Linked DNA regions of Homo sapiens: all the other regions are linked to region 2. The links are chromatin contacts, found by Hi-C or POLR2A ChIA-PET in ENCODE. All regions are on one chromosome and are shown on one strand. Each heading gives the region's core, a stretch centred on a gene start or an enhancer-like site at or near the end of the contact. The rest is flanking DNA. Distances are from core to core; before and after follow the strand shown. Region 1 has its middle 17 kb from the start of CPN2. Region 2 holds the start of LINC01972 (long intergenic non-protein coding RNA 1972). Region 3 holds the start of GP5 (glycoprotein V platelet).

Region 1 (4,256 bases), core at 921-3,420, 430 kb before region 2:
TTCACGATGGCCCGCAATCACAGCTTCCACGGCACGGAGATCGTGGAAGTGAAGGCTCTGCGTTGTGTGAGCAACTACTTGTTAGAAGTGGCTCCTGGCAATGTTTAGACTGGGGACGGGAGGACTGCCTGAGCATGATGAAGACTGCTTCCACTTCTGAAGGGCTGTCTGGGGACTGGGTGTCCACCTGCCCAGAGCCAGCGGGAATGTTACAGGGAGGCCAGCCCAGGGAAGGCTGGGCTGCACAGACAGGGAGTCAGTTTATCATCACTGAGCAAACCAGTGGGCAAGGAGAATGCAGAGAAGGTTCTTGAGGGGCCAGGCTGGACAGCTGCAGTCTGCGCTGAGTGGCGGCCAAGGGGTTCCGCTGCCCCCAGAGTGCTGAGAGTTTGGGCTCTGGCTGGGCCCCACCCTGGGGAGGTGCCCACCATCCTCCAGGCCAAGTGAGGGGGTGGGTGCCTGCTGGAGAGGCGGCACACCTCAGACGGCTGGAGCAGGAGGTGGGGCATCCACACGTCCACCCAGGCTTTCAGCCCCTAGTTACTCAGTGAAGATTTTGAGGCCTGGAGAGAGGGGGCGTGGCTTGTTCACAGACACAGGTCGCAAGTGAGGCAGAGCGGGTGCCACAAATCAGGCTTCCTAACTGTGATGTTCAATTTTAGGTGTCAACCTGAGTGAGCCACAGGGTACCCTGATGACACACACCGTTCCCAGGTGTGTCTCTGAGGGCGTTTCCCGATGACATTGACATTTGGAAAGGTGGACTCAGCACAGCAGATCCGCTCCCCAGCCAGGGCAGGCACCACCCAATCCACTGAGGGCCTGAGTGAACAAAAAGGCAGAGGAAGGAGTAACTGCCCCGCGTCTTCCTGCCTCACTGCTGGAGCGGGGACATCTCATCTCCTGCCTTTGCACCGGGATTTATATCATCAGATCCCCTGGTTCTTAGGTCTTGGGACTTGGATGGAATTACACCACCGCCTTCCCTGGGTCTCCAGCTTGCAGAACCTGAGATCTCTCAGCCTCTGCAATTGCATGAGCCAATTCCTATCTATCTATCATCTCTTGTTGGTTCTTTTTGGCTGGAGAACAGACTAATACACGAATCTGTCCTTTCCCTCCAAATGCAGCTGGAATCTCTGCTCCCCTTTACAAAGCTTCTCTGCGAAAGGATCTCTCACGCCATGGTGGGAAGGGGAGCCTCAGACCCATAGCCTCCACCCCGGGAGGAAAACAGGGCCAGGACACACCAGCAGGCCTCCTTTGATGAAGACCATGTGGTTTTGCTCCTTCTGTTACTTTGACCTCTGAACCGCACCCCCACAGACCTAATGATTTCCTGGTAAATCATTTGTAACACCCGCTTTAGTCTCCTGAAAAAAAACTTCACAGATAATATCGTCAAACCTCGCAGAGAATTTAAAAATAAAACCTTCTATCTGTAATATTAATTAGAAGTCAAAGGTAACTTATAATAAAAGAATTCGTTTCCATGTGGAATGTTTGGCCAAGATCTCACTAACAGACTGGAAGTCACTGTCACTCACTCACGATGAGTAAAGGATGAATTTGTGTCCGTGTTTGACATTTTGCAATCAGGGCTAAGCATTGCCTCGGGATAAAGATTCCCAAAGTGCTGAACAACTCTTGATAAAATCCCAAAGAAAACAAAGCACAGTCTTCCCAGGATGCACGTTGCCAGGTGCGGTCCTGAACCGCGCGTCCACGTGGCAGCAGCGCGCAGCAGGAGGCTCCCAGCTGAGATCCTCGAGGACGGGGTTCGTACCACATCGGCATCTGGAGGTCGCAGGGGACGCTTGGAAGCCGTGGAGGGCGCGGGACGAGTCACTGTGCAGGACCGCGGCAGCGCGGGGACAATCTGGAGCGCCCCGAACGCTTCGCCGCCCCACCGGGTGGCGGGTGGACTCGCCTCCGCCCGGCGGCTCCTCGGTGCATGGGCCCCAAGCGGACCTGGCGCTTTTTCAGGCGTGCAGGAGACAGAAGCCGTGACGGCTCCGCACGCACGCCCGCATGCACTCCGGCAAGTATCCCCCGGGTCACCGTGTCAATGTGCCCGTATCCCTTCTAGGGGACCCGGTTCTGACTTTCCAAGAATAAAGTACCGCGCCGCGCCCGCGGGCGGAGCTGGGAGAACCCCTCCCTGGCCCTCCACGTCTGCGCGGGGCGCGTTCTTCCGTGCGACCACAAGGGGGCGCTCCGAGACCAGGCTCGGGACCTCTGCAGGCGCAGACTTAAAATGCTTGCAGATGCGCGCGTGGTGGAAGCAGGCTGAGAGGGCCAGAAAGCATTCGTCCTTGGACTCGCATCGCGCTAGACAGTCTAATCTTTGACGGCACCGTCCAGTTTTCCAATATCCACTGTTAGCACTGAACAATTGTGTCAATTGCATTTCCAATCCTCCTAAACAATGCAATTTTGATATATAAACAGCAGTTTTTACGTTCTTCCAGAAACAGATCAACGGGAACAGGTAAAACAATTGGCCGGTGCTTGCCTACCCCGTCCGCACCCACACCCACAGTTCTCTCTAGAATAATACTAACAAAAATAATAATGCAAGATAACGATTTTGGAGAACGTACCATGTGTCATTGTTGTGGGTACTTTATATGGATGCACTTATTTTATCTTCACCAATAACACTATGAGGTGGGTGCTATGTGATAAAACTATGGTGAGGACACTGAGCCACAGACAGCTTAGTAATTTGCCGAGGGCTGCATGACTGGCAAGTAGCAGGACATCACTAAAGAAGGTACAACATTCAAAGCTTCCTGGAAGAGCGTCCTGCCTGCTGGAAGGAGGAGCTTTGGAATGTCTTAGCCATCCTTTACTATAAGAAAGCGAGGCAGGCCGGTGGCGGTGGCTCACGCCTGTAATCCCAGCACTTTGGGAGGCCAAGGCGGACGGATCACGTAATCAAGAGATCAAGACCATCCTGGCCAACATGTTGAAACCCTGTCTCTACTAAAAATACAAAAATTAGCTGGGCATGGTGGCACGTGCCTGTAGCCCCAGCTACTTGGGAGGCTGAGGCAGGAGAGTCGCTTGAACCCAGGAGGCAGAGGTTGCAGTGAGCCAAGATTGCACCACTGCACTCCAGCCTGGCAACAGAGGGAGACTCCATCTAAAAAAAAAAAAAAAAAAAAAAAAAAAAGCAAGGCAGAGCGCACCCCCAGCTGCTGTTTCTTCAAAAATGCAAGATTTATGAGAGCACTAATGCTGAAAAATTAAAAACATCGGCCGGGCGCGGTGGCTCATGCCTATAATCCCAGCACTTTGGGAGGCCGAGGCGGGCAGATTGCCTGAGGCCAGGAGTTCGTGACCAGCCTGGCCAACATAGCAAGAACCCATCTCTACTAAAAATACAAAAAAAAAATTAGCCGGGCGTGGTGGCGTGTCTGTAATCACAGCTACTCGGGAGGCTGAGGCAGGGGAACTGCTTGAACCAGGGAGGTAGAGGTTGCAGTGAGCCAAGATCGTGCCACTGCACTCCAGCCTGGGAGACAGAGTGAGACTCTATCTCAAAAAATAATAATAATAAAATACAATGAAAACATCAACAAGAAAGAAAAAAAATCCATGAAATATTTTTATACATGATGTTTGTCACTTGTTTCATTCATGAATTCATCCAGAGCAGACACCAGGTGGGTCTGAGGAGGCCAGCATTGCCCAGTGCAAATTACACTGAACCTAGCCCTGGACAGTGCCCGAGACAAAATTCTGCCTAAATGTTCAACCCTGGCCATGCGTTAGAATCGCTGGGGGAGATTTAAACAAAATGATATCTGGGTAACCCCAGTGTTAGGGAGGCAGGAGCCTAGAAGAGACAGAGTAAGATCGTCTGAAAATCAACTCCATCCCAAAGCTAGCAAGGCATATTCCTTGCCAATCATGACCCATGGTCCTAAGATGTTTACAGCTCAGGAAGCAGCTTGGGAATGGCTTGCAAGAACAAACCCCTACAACAACAGAGAGTCCAGGTGTCCCAGTACCCGCGCTGCGCCCAGGAGAAACTGAGATAAAACGAAGCCTCGGGAAGGGAAACCCCAGACGCTCGACTTTGTGACACAAAGGCCCCAGAGGGGAGGGTGGCTTTGCCTGCTCAGCACACATCATGGCTGCTGCTAAGGAGAAGGAAAAGGTTTGAGGTGTAGGGGCAGCCTGGGCCAGCTGAGTGGCAGCTTCATTCTCCCAGCAGCTGAGTGCAAGCTGCCCACTCACTAGAGCTG
Region 2 (4,048 bases), core at 1,029-3,528:
ACAACAAAGACAAACCACAAAACAAAACAAAAAAACCCTACATATTGGGTACAGTGTACACTACTCAGGTGATGGGTGCACTAAAATCTCAGCCTTCACCATTATACAATTCATCCATGGAACCAAAAACCACTTGTACCCCTAAAGCTATTGAAATAAAAAAAATAAAATTGATGCATAATAGGTATACATATTTTTGGGATACCTTTGATAATTTGGTATGTTGACATAGTGTGTAAACATCAAATCCGGGTGATTCAGATATCCACCACCTTAAATATTTGCCTTTTCTTTATGCTATAATCATTCAAATTATTCCTATCTAACTGTTTTGGAATGTACAATAGATTATTGTAAACTATAGTCATCCTGCTGATCTATCCAACACTAGGTCTTATTTCTTCGATCTAATTGTATATTTGACCGGTTAATCAACCTCTCTCCGTCCTCTCAGGGCTTTCTTTAAACATAGATCAAAGAAAAAAAATTTGAATTGGGGGCTAACCCCTCTGTTTTTCTACGAAACCAGAAACCTTACGCTGTCTTCACACTTTCGCAACTTCCTTTTATTGGCATAATTTGAGCAAGTGTGTGTGTGAATGTGACTCTTGCCAGTTAGTTTTGCACCACTGGAGAGATGTGAAAGTATTTGCTCTTGCTGAGATGCAACGAGGGGTCGGGTCAGTGCTAACTTGACTACTCATTTCTATTTGACCTTGCAGAGAAGGTTCTTTCAAGAGCACTTAAAAACAATAGCCTTGCTGGGACAAAGTGAAAAACACTGTGAGAGCCTAGAATGTGTACACTGGAGAAAGACACAACAGGACACGAGAGCTGTCCCAGATATCCGAAGGGGGCTACCTGGGGAAGGAAGCAGATTCATTCTGTGCAGCCCAAAGAGGTGGAACTGGGCTGGGAGGGAGGATGTGGGTCTAAGCAAAGTGCCCCACGGACGCCGCTGTCTAAGAGCAGTGCTGTTAGCTCCCCATGGGTGGGGTTGTTGCAGCCGAGGCTGGGGGGCTAGTTGGCAGCCATGCTGCAGGAGGGGACACCAGCCTTGGGGGAGAGCCGTCTGTTAGCTCCTCACTTCTCGGGTCTTGCCCAACCCTGCCTTCATAAACACTAGAAGAATCCTCCTTGTGAGTGGGATGATATGCCCAGGAATGTTGTGGTAGGGCTAGGAGAGGACAGGGAGAGTCAGCTGCCTTGCCAAGAGCCCAGGACGGGAGGTCCTGGGCCAGGTGGATAGCACCTCCCTCAGCCTCAGAACTCAGAGGCTGGCTCAGAGCCAACACCATTCTGCCCAGTTGTCAATGAAGACTTTCACTCTTAAGAGGGTGAAGGGCAAAACCTAAAGGATTTTTCCAACAGTTGTACTCTGATTGCGGAAACCAAAGGAAAGAGTCATGGGTTCTGACGAAAGGTTAGAAAAGCTTTTGGGAGGAGAAGGCATTGAACCTTGATGAGTGGGAAGTTTAACTTCTGGGAAAGTTAAACTGAAATTCATCTGAGCCGCATTATGCTCTTGGCTGTCCTTCCTTTTACCCTATTCAAACCAATGTAGTCAGCTTACCTCCCGTCTTGGGCAGGGCCTGGGGTGGGAGTAGAGCTGGGGTGAGGTGGGACCACAGTGAATCAGACCCAGCCCCTGCCCACCAGGACCTGTAGTCTGGTCACTGATAATCCAGTAGAAGGCAGTAAATTGTGAGTGCCATAGAAAAGGTACCTTGTGGGGGGCTCGCAGGACAGACCATCACACCTGGCTGGGGATCAGGAATGCTTCATGGGGCAGTTCCTCTTTGAGATGTGTGCTGAGGGATGGGCAGGGCTTTTGAGTGAAGGAAGGAGGGTAGATGTGAGTCTCTATTATAATTCTCCGGCAAAAATATTCTGGTTTCTCTCTCTTAGTGGGTAGATTGGTAGGAAGATAAGGTTGGTTTTGGTAGGCTTTTTCTCTTTCAGGTATCCGATACCCACTCCTCACCTTAAAAGATATCTGTGTCTGTTAACTGTCCTTCTTAGGTCCAGAATCAAACTCATCTGTCAATGGGCTCCATGGATAGGGACCAGCAGGGGAGTTAATGGCCCTGGAGACAGAAGGGGCAGGAGGTCAGGAGTCAGGGCTTCGGGAGCAGCCAAGGGGCATTGGGAGGAAAGAGACTGCAGAGAGACTGAAAGGTAACTCATTACGTGACAAAGACTTACTGTTATTACTGATAATTTGCAGCAGGCACTGTGTTGGGAACTGGGTATCCTAAGATGAGGATAGCAGGGCGTCTGCCCCAGGGACCCCCCGCACGGAGGTGGCTGTGTCGGCAACAGTGGTGTCACAGTAGGTAAGTGCAGCGAGCAAAACAGGCCACAGAAGTGCGCACTGGTCCACGGTGACCCCAAGGAGGACATGATCCCCCTTGTCTGGGAGGTAAGGACAGCAGGCAGCCCACCTGCAGCTGGGAGTGGTGATGGGAGAAGCTGCCGGGCTGGCTTCTTGCAGGTCGGCTCTTAGAGTTGGGCCTTTTTGGCCAATTAAATGGTCTCACCTCTCCCTTAAATTCAAGAACTTTCTCCATGAATTCTCAGTCCTGTGCTCACCCAGCCTCTGCTGCCTCTTTTGCTGTTGGGTGGCTGTGGTCGCCACAGGTTCTGCTGCATTTTAGAGACCGAGTCAGCCTTCTGGACTTCCCACCTGCTGGGTAAAACTCAAGTAACATGTGAGAGCCGCGCTCCTCAGGCCCCACCCCCTGTGGGTGATTGATTTCTAAGTAGGGGAAGCCCGCCCTCCTCAGGTCCCACCCCTTGTAGATGATTGATTTCTAAAGTAACAAGTGAGAGCCAAGCTCCTCAGGCCCCACCCCTTCTGGATGATTGATTTCTAAGCAGGGGAAGCCCGCTCTCCTCAGGCCCCACCCCTTGTAGATGATTGATTTCTAAAGTAACAAGTGAGAGTTGCGCTCCTCAGGCCCCACCCCTTGTAGATGATGGATTTCTAAGCAGGGGAAGCGCGGCCGCCCCGGGTTAGACACGCGTCTGTTTGCTTGCAGATGTGCACACACTGTCTCCGGCTTCTTCTGTGGCTTGGTAGAAGCCCCAGCTTTTTAACTTATTAAGCACAGCTCTTCCCTCTGTAGGACTGCAGGCAGGACAGTCCTCTTCCCGGGCTCACCGCAACATTCAGTAGCTGCTTTGAAGGAACAGAATAAGGTTGCCACATGCCAGTCTGTCCTCCGATCACTTCAGGGTTCCACTCACCGTGGGTTCAAGGCTTCTTTGATTCTTTGTTTCCTTTAGTTTTCATTCTCTCCTCTTCAGAACAAGAGTAGATGGTTCGGTGTATGCAAATATCACAGTTCCAGGTAACTTGAAGGAGCAGTTTGGATTTAGGTATTCATTCTTACTTTTATAGGACTGTAGATATCTCTTTATGCAAATAAGACTTACTATTGTATTATAAGAGCAATAACCATGCACTGCTTCAAATGACATCATTTACATTTTTATTTTTGCAATAAGAATATATTTAGGCAACAGAATCAATGCTGCTTTTTGAGAGGTATTTTCTAATTTCTAATGTTGATGGGTTCAAAGACTTGCTATGAGTACATGGGTCACAGACACCACCTCATGCAAAGCAGAAAGGAAATAAATCAAGGAATGAGAACGAGAGCCAACACCATTCTTTCTTTCTTTTTTTTTTTTTTTGAGACAGAGTCTTACTCTGTTGCCCAGGCTGGAGTGAAGTGGTGCAATCTTGGCTCACTGCAACCTCTGCCTCCCGGGTTCACACCATTCTCCTGCCTCAGCCTCCCGAGTAGCTGGGACTACAGGCGCGTGCTACCATGCCCAGCTAATTTTTTGTATTATTAGTAGAGACAGGGTTTCATCATGTTGGCCAGGATGGTCTCGATCTCCTGACCTTGTGACCTCCTGACCTCGTGATCTGCCTGCCTCGGCCTCCCAAAGTGCTGGGATTACAGGCATGAGCCACCGCGCCTGGCCGCGCCAACACCATTCTGCCCAGTTGTCAATTAAGACTTTCACTCTTAAGCAG
Region 3 (4,350 bases), core at 1,694-4,193, 370 kb before region 2:
AGCTGGGGAAGGCAGGCAACCACAGTTTACAAACGTCAAGCTCAGTTTCCAGGAACGGGCGGGGGACACAGAGAGGAGGGGTTGCGGGCCTGTGAGAATGAAGAGCACAGAGCGGAGAGGGGGAGGAGGAGGGAAAGGAAGGCGTGGCAGTGAGAGAGAAGAGGAAGAAGAGAGGAGGAGTGGGGAGGGGAGGGAGAGCAAGACAGCAGCGGGTCTGGATTCCCCTCCGAGCCACATCTGGTCAGGTTCTAAGTAATTAGAAGATTTTCCCATTGGTTTACCCAAGGGCTCTCTCTCTGATTAATTTTCGAAAGAGTTGGCCAATTTTAATCATAGCAAACACGATGATCACGGTGATCATGGCCTGAACAGCTAAAAGCAGAAAATAAAACCCCCAGAACGGACTATGATCTTGACCTTTGCCCGTGGTCACCGGCTGGGCCCACACCCAGGGTTCTGAGCTGTTGGGAGCCAAGGCTGGGTGGACAGGGGCTTCCGAGGAGCTGTCCGCAGCGGGGCGGGGAGGCGGGCCCCGGGGGCCCGGGCACTCCGCGTCACCCCCCGGCAGGGCCCAGAGCGGCAGGCCGGCGTGCGCCCCAGGGCCTGCGCACCGTGGGGGCTCTTCCCCGCCCACGAGGCCTAGGTGCTGCCGCAGCCACCCCAGGAAGGGCCCCAGGCCACAGTCGCAGCGCCAGGAGTTGTGCCCCAACAGGACCTCCGTCAGCCGGGGCAGAGCCCCAAACACGTCGCCAGGCAGGGTCTCCAGCTGGTTGTGGTCGAGCTGGACGCTCTCCAGGCTGCTGAGATTGCGGAAGAGGGCACGGGGCAGGGCGCGCAGCCTGTTGCGGCGCAGGGACACCTGGCGCAGCTTGCCGAGGCCGCGCAGCAAGCCGTCGGGGAGGGCGGTCAGGCCGTTGGAGTGCAGGGCGAGCACCTGGAGCTCGCCAAGGCCCTGGAAGGCGCCCTGCGGAAGCGCGCTCAGCCGCGGGCTCAGAGTCACCCCTAAGTACCGCAGGCGGCTCAGGTTGCGGAAGGCGGCGGCGGGCAGGGTGCGCAGCTGGGTGCGGTTCAGCCACAGCTCCTGCAGGCCCCCCATCTCCCCGAAGAGCACCCCCGGGAGCTCTGCCAGCGGGTTCTCGAACAGAGTCAACAGAGTCAGATTGTGCGAATGAAGAAAGAGCGCAGAGGGGAGAAACGCAAGGTGGTTTCTCGAAAGCGTCAAAGAACTGAGGTTTGGGAGCCGGTCGAAGGCCCCGGGTGCGATGGAACGGATGTGATTTCGGTGGAACTGCAGCTCCGTCAGGGCGCCCAGGCTGTTCAACAGCCCCGAATCCAGAGACACAAGGCGGTTCGAGTGGAGCAGAAGTCTCTCGAGCTTAGCCTGTGCTCCAAGCAACCCCTTGGGCAGGTGGGTCAGGTTGTTTCCCGATAAATCCAACAACTTCAGGTTCTCCAGATTCGTGAAGAGACTGGCAGGAAGGAAATCGAGCTGATTCTGGTTCAGAGCGAGCTCCTGCAGGTTAACCAGTTTCTGAAACATGTTTTGGTCAATGCCCCTTAGCGCATTGTGGTCCAAAAACAACTGCTCCAGGAGCACCATCTTATCCAGCAGCGCACCTGGAAGATGCGTGATTTTGTTGCGCGACAGCCTCAGGGTTTTCAGTTTTATCAGGTCACTGAAGGTGCCGGGGGCAACGGCGGAAATGTGGCTGTCGGAGATCATGAGGCGCTGCAGGACGGTCATGCCGCTGAAGCTCTGGCTCTGCAGGACGCCGCGGCCCATTCCGAAGAGCAGGATGTGCGTGAGGTTGGTGGGCAGGCCTAGCGCGGAGATGCGCGCCACGTCGCCCCCCGAGCACTGCGCGGCGTCCCGGAAGACACACTTGCAAGCTGGCGGACAGGGGAAGGGCTGGGCGCGCAGAAGCCCGAGCACCGCGCACAGTAGAGTCCCCCTCAGCATGTCTGAAAAAGCAACCGTGGGAGTGTGGTCAACACACAGGAGCGTTCGCGCCTGTACTGAACCCTGGGATCCTGCACTTTGTGCAGAGGCACAATCCTTTCGCCAGAATTCTCACTCCCTCTTTTCTTAGGACTACAGATTTCCCTACGTGGTGAAAAGACACTCATTCTACACTGCGTGGCCTCATGCTTTTGCTTTATTGATTTTCCACTCTCAGTTTAAAGCATTGAGATTACAGAGTTTTCAAGCTACCGAATAGCCAATACTTTAAAGTCCTTACATAGAGAATTAAAATAATCATTCTCACATTCAAGCTCACAGACATCACAAAGCAATGTCCATTGTGAAAACGGCTCTGCTCTTGACTTTATAACTTACCCTGCATTGGCTATAACCAACAGTCAAGAAGGGAACAGCAAAGTCTGCAGCCACCACCATCTGATTCTTTTGCTCACAATCATGCTATTTCCACAGTACCAAGTTACTCTATTAAAGGACACCCCCAAAACAGCGAACACCTTCAATCAACAGCCAACAAAAGCATATAATAATACCTATCACTTTACGCCATGCATTGTTCTCAGCTCTTTATTTATACTACATGCATTTAATCCTTACAATAACCTTAGGAGGTAAGTATATTATCCCCGATTCAAGGATGAAGGCACAGAGGCACAGAAAGGCTCAACAGTATAACTAGGGTCACATAGAATTTGAGGGTAGTATTTCTGACTTAGCCATAAAGAGCTACTATTTCTAAGATGCTTAACTAAAGGTAATACTCACGGCACTGAATTTTCTGGGAAATGCACACCATACTACTAACCTGCCAAAACAATGTTTCCTAAGCGAAATTTTACATAAATTGCTTCTCGTGCAATTTTACTTCTCATGCACACACAGACTAAAGAGCCCTCTAATTTCCTATACTAATGTTTAAAATATTTGGCCTTACCTGAAATGGTTCTGCACTCCAAAGTAACTGAAAGACTTAGAGCTCTGCATGTGATTCGACACTTTCCACAGGAAGAGGGTGGTATCCTTGCATCCTGAGGATAAAGACTTTACCAGAGTAGGTCAGGAAAGGACCCTATCTCAGAGCCCTTGTTCTGGTTTTTAATGACAAATATCTTCAAACCGAGAGACCATATATAACCTGATTCCTACTGTCAAAGCCAAGAGCAGTGGGGAGAGTTTTTCCATAAATGGCACAATATAACTCTATGATGCCAGGGAAGTTCAGTGATACAGCTGGATCACTGCAGTAGCCACACCCCTAGATGGGCCACACTTCCCCTGGGTCTTCCTTTTCATGCCACATGGCCCTAATTTCCCACCCAGGTTTTTTTTTTTTTTTTTTTTTTTTTTTTTTTTTTTTTTGGTATGTGTTGTTTTTCTTTCTCCGCTTAGCAATAAAGCTAAGAACATTCTCAAATCCTCCATTTTTTTCTTCCTTTTGGGACTAATAAGGCTAAGAACATCTTTGAACTTGTTCAACAATGGCATTGCTAGGTTGCAGGATGCTCACTTGTTGTTTTTTTGGTGGGGGAGGGGGACTCTGTCGCCCAGGCTGGGGTGCAGTGGTGCGATCTCGGCTCACTGCAACCTCCTGCTCCCTGGTTCAAGCAATTCTCCTGCCTCGGCCTCACAAGTAGCTGGGATTACAGGCACACACCATCACGCCCAGCTAATTTTTTGTATTTTAGTAGAGACGGGGTTTTACCGTGTTGCCCTGGCTGGTCTTGAACTCCTGAGCTCAGGCAATCCGCCCGCCTCGGCCTCCCAAACTGCTGGGATTACAGGCATGAGCCACCACGCCCGGCCGCTCACATGTTCAGTTTAACTGGGGAAAGTCAAACTGCTCTCCAAAGTGGTTGTGTTGGTCTACGATGACACCTGCCATTTGTGAGAGTTCCTGTGCTTCCTCTCTGCCCACACGTGGCACTTCCTGCTTTTTGCCATTTCTATGAAAGATATCTCAGCATGATTTTAACTTTTCCTTTCCCTGTTTAATGATGAACTTGAACACCTTTTCACATAATTAAGGCCCACTTGTGCTTCATTTGAGAAAGCTGGGTTTCCTTTTGCCCATTTGTCTATAGGCAAAACGTGTCTACGTGTCTTTTGAACACACTGATAATGCTGTCTGCATTAAGACTTCCGGCCAGCCGCCCTGTCCGGGAGGGAGGTGGGGGGGTCAGCCCCCCGCCCGGCCGGCCGCCCCATCCGGGAGGTGAGGGGCGCCTCTGCCCGGCCGCCCCTACTGGGAAGTGAGGACCCCTCTGCCCGGCCAGCCGCCCCATCCGGGAGGTGGGGGGCGCTTCTGCCCGGCCGCCCCTACTGGGAAGTGAGGAGCCCCTCTGCCCGGCCACGACCCCGTCTGGGAGGTG

The links. A loop is a pair of places that touch in the nucleus more often than their neighbours do. ChIA-PET counts read pairs that join two places held with the same protein, here RNA polymerase II (POLR2A). Pooled maps may share reads with other maps.
Region 1: a loop to region 2 is called in a pooled map, with 3 times the contacts of the local background. The contact joins the enhancer-like site here to the promoter of LINC01972 in region 2. A Hi-C loop is called at or near these places in 1 of 50 pooled maps. POLR2A ChIA-PET finds 5 or more read pairs at or near these places in 3 of 52 experiments (GM10248, H1 and PC-3).
Region 3: a loop to region 2 is called in a map of heart right ventricle, with 5 times the contacts of the local background. The contact joins the promoter of GP5 here to the promoter of LINC01972 in region 2. A Hi-C loop is called at or near these places in 2 of 168 maps with a recorded cell type or tissue (heart right ventricle and naive thymus-derived CD4-positive, alpha-beta T cell) and 6 of 50 pooled maps. POLR2A ChIA-PET finds 5 or more read pairs at or near these places in 1 of 52 experiments (A673).

What each region holds. Positions count from the first base shown.
Region 1 is chr3:194,331,726-194,335,981 of GRCh38, forward strand. No RefSeq gene overlaps it. Among named protein-coding and RNA genes, the nearest start is that of CPN2, 17 kb to the right of the region's middle. Within about 2 kb of position 2,171, at least 3 of the 41 ENCODE cell types and tissues checked have a DNase peak (open chromatin) inside an H3K27ac peak, as active enhancers do; they include PC-3, where a contact is called at or near this core.
Region 2 is chr3:194,766,431-194,770,478 of GRCh38, forward strand. It overlaps LINC01972 (long intergenic non-protein coding RNA 1972), which reads right to left and starts at 2,279. Exons shown (of 3, transcript NR_146990.1): 1 at 2,206-2,279; 2 at 1,985-2,087. The region is part of intron 3 of LINC01968 (long intergenic non-protein coding RNA 1968); the gene reads left to right. All of the region lies in intron 2 of LOC105374292 (a long non-coding RNA gene), which reads left to right. RefSeq lists enhancers at 2,770-3,064, 3,180-3,279 and a silencer at 2,910-3,009.
Region 3 is chr3:194,396,323-194,400,672 of GRCh38, forward strand. GP5 (glycoprotein V platelet) reads right to left here and starts at 2,944. Exons shown (of 2, transcript NM_004488.2): 1 at 2,916-2,944; 2 at 1-1,962. The coding sequence starts at 1,960. The coding sequence ends at 278. RefSeq lists a silencer at 845-894 and enhancers at 3,774-4,327, 4,328-4,350.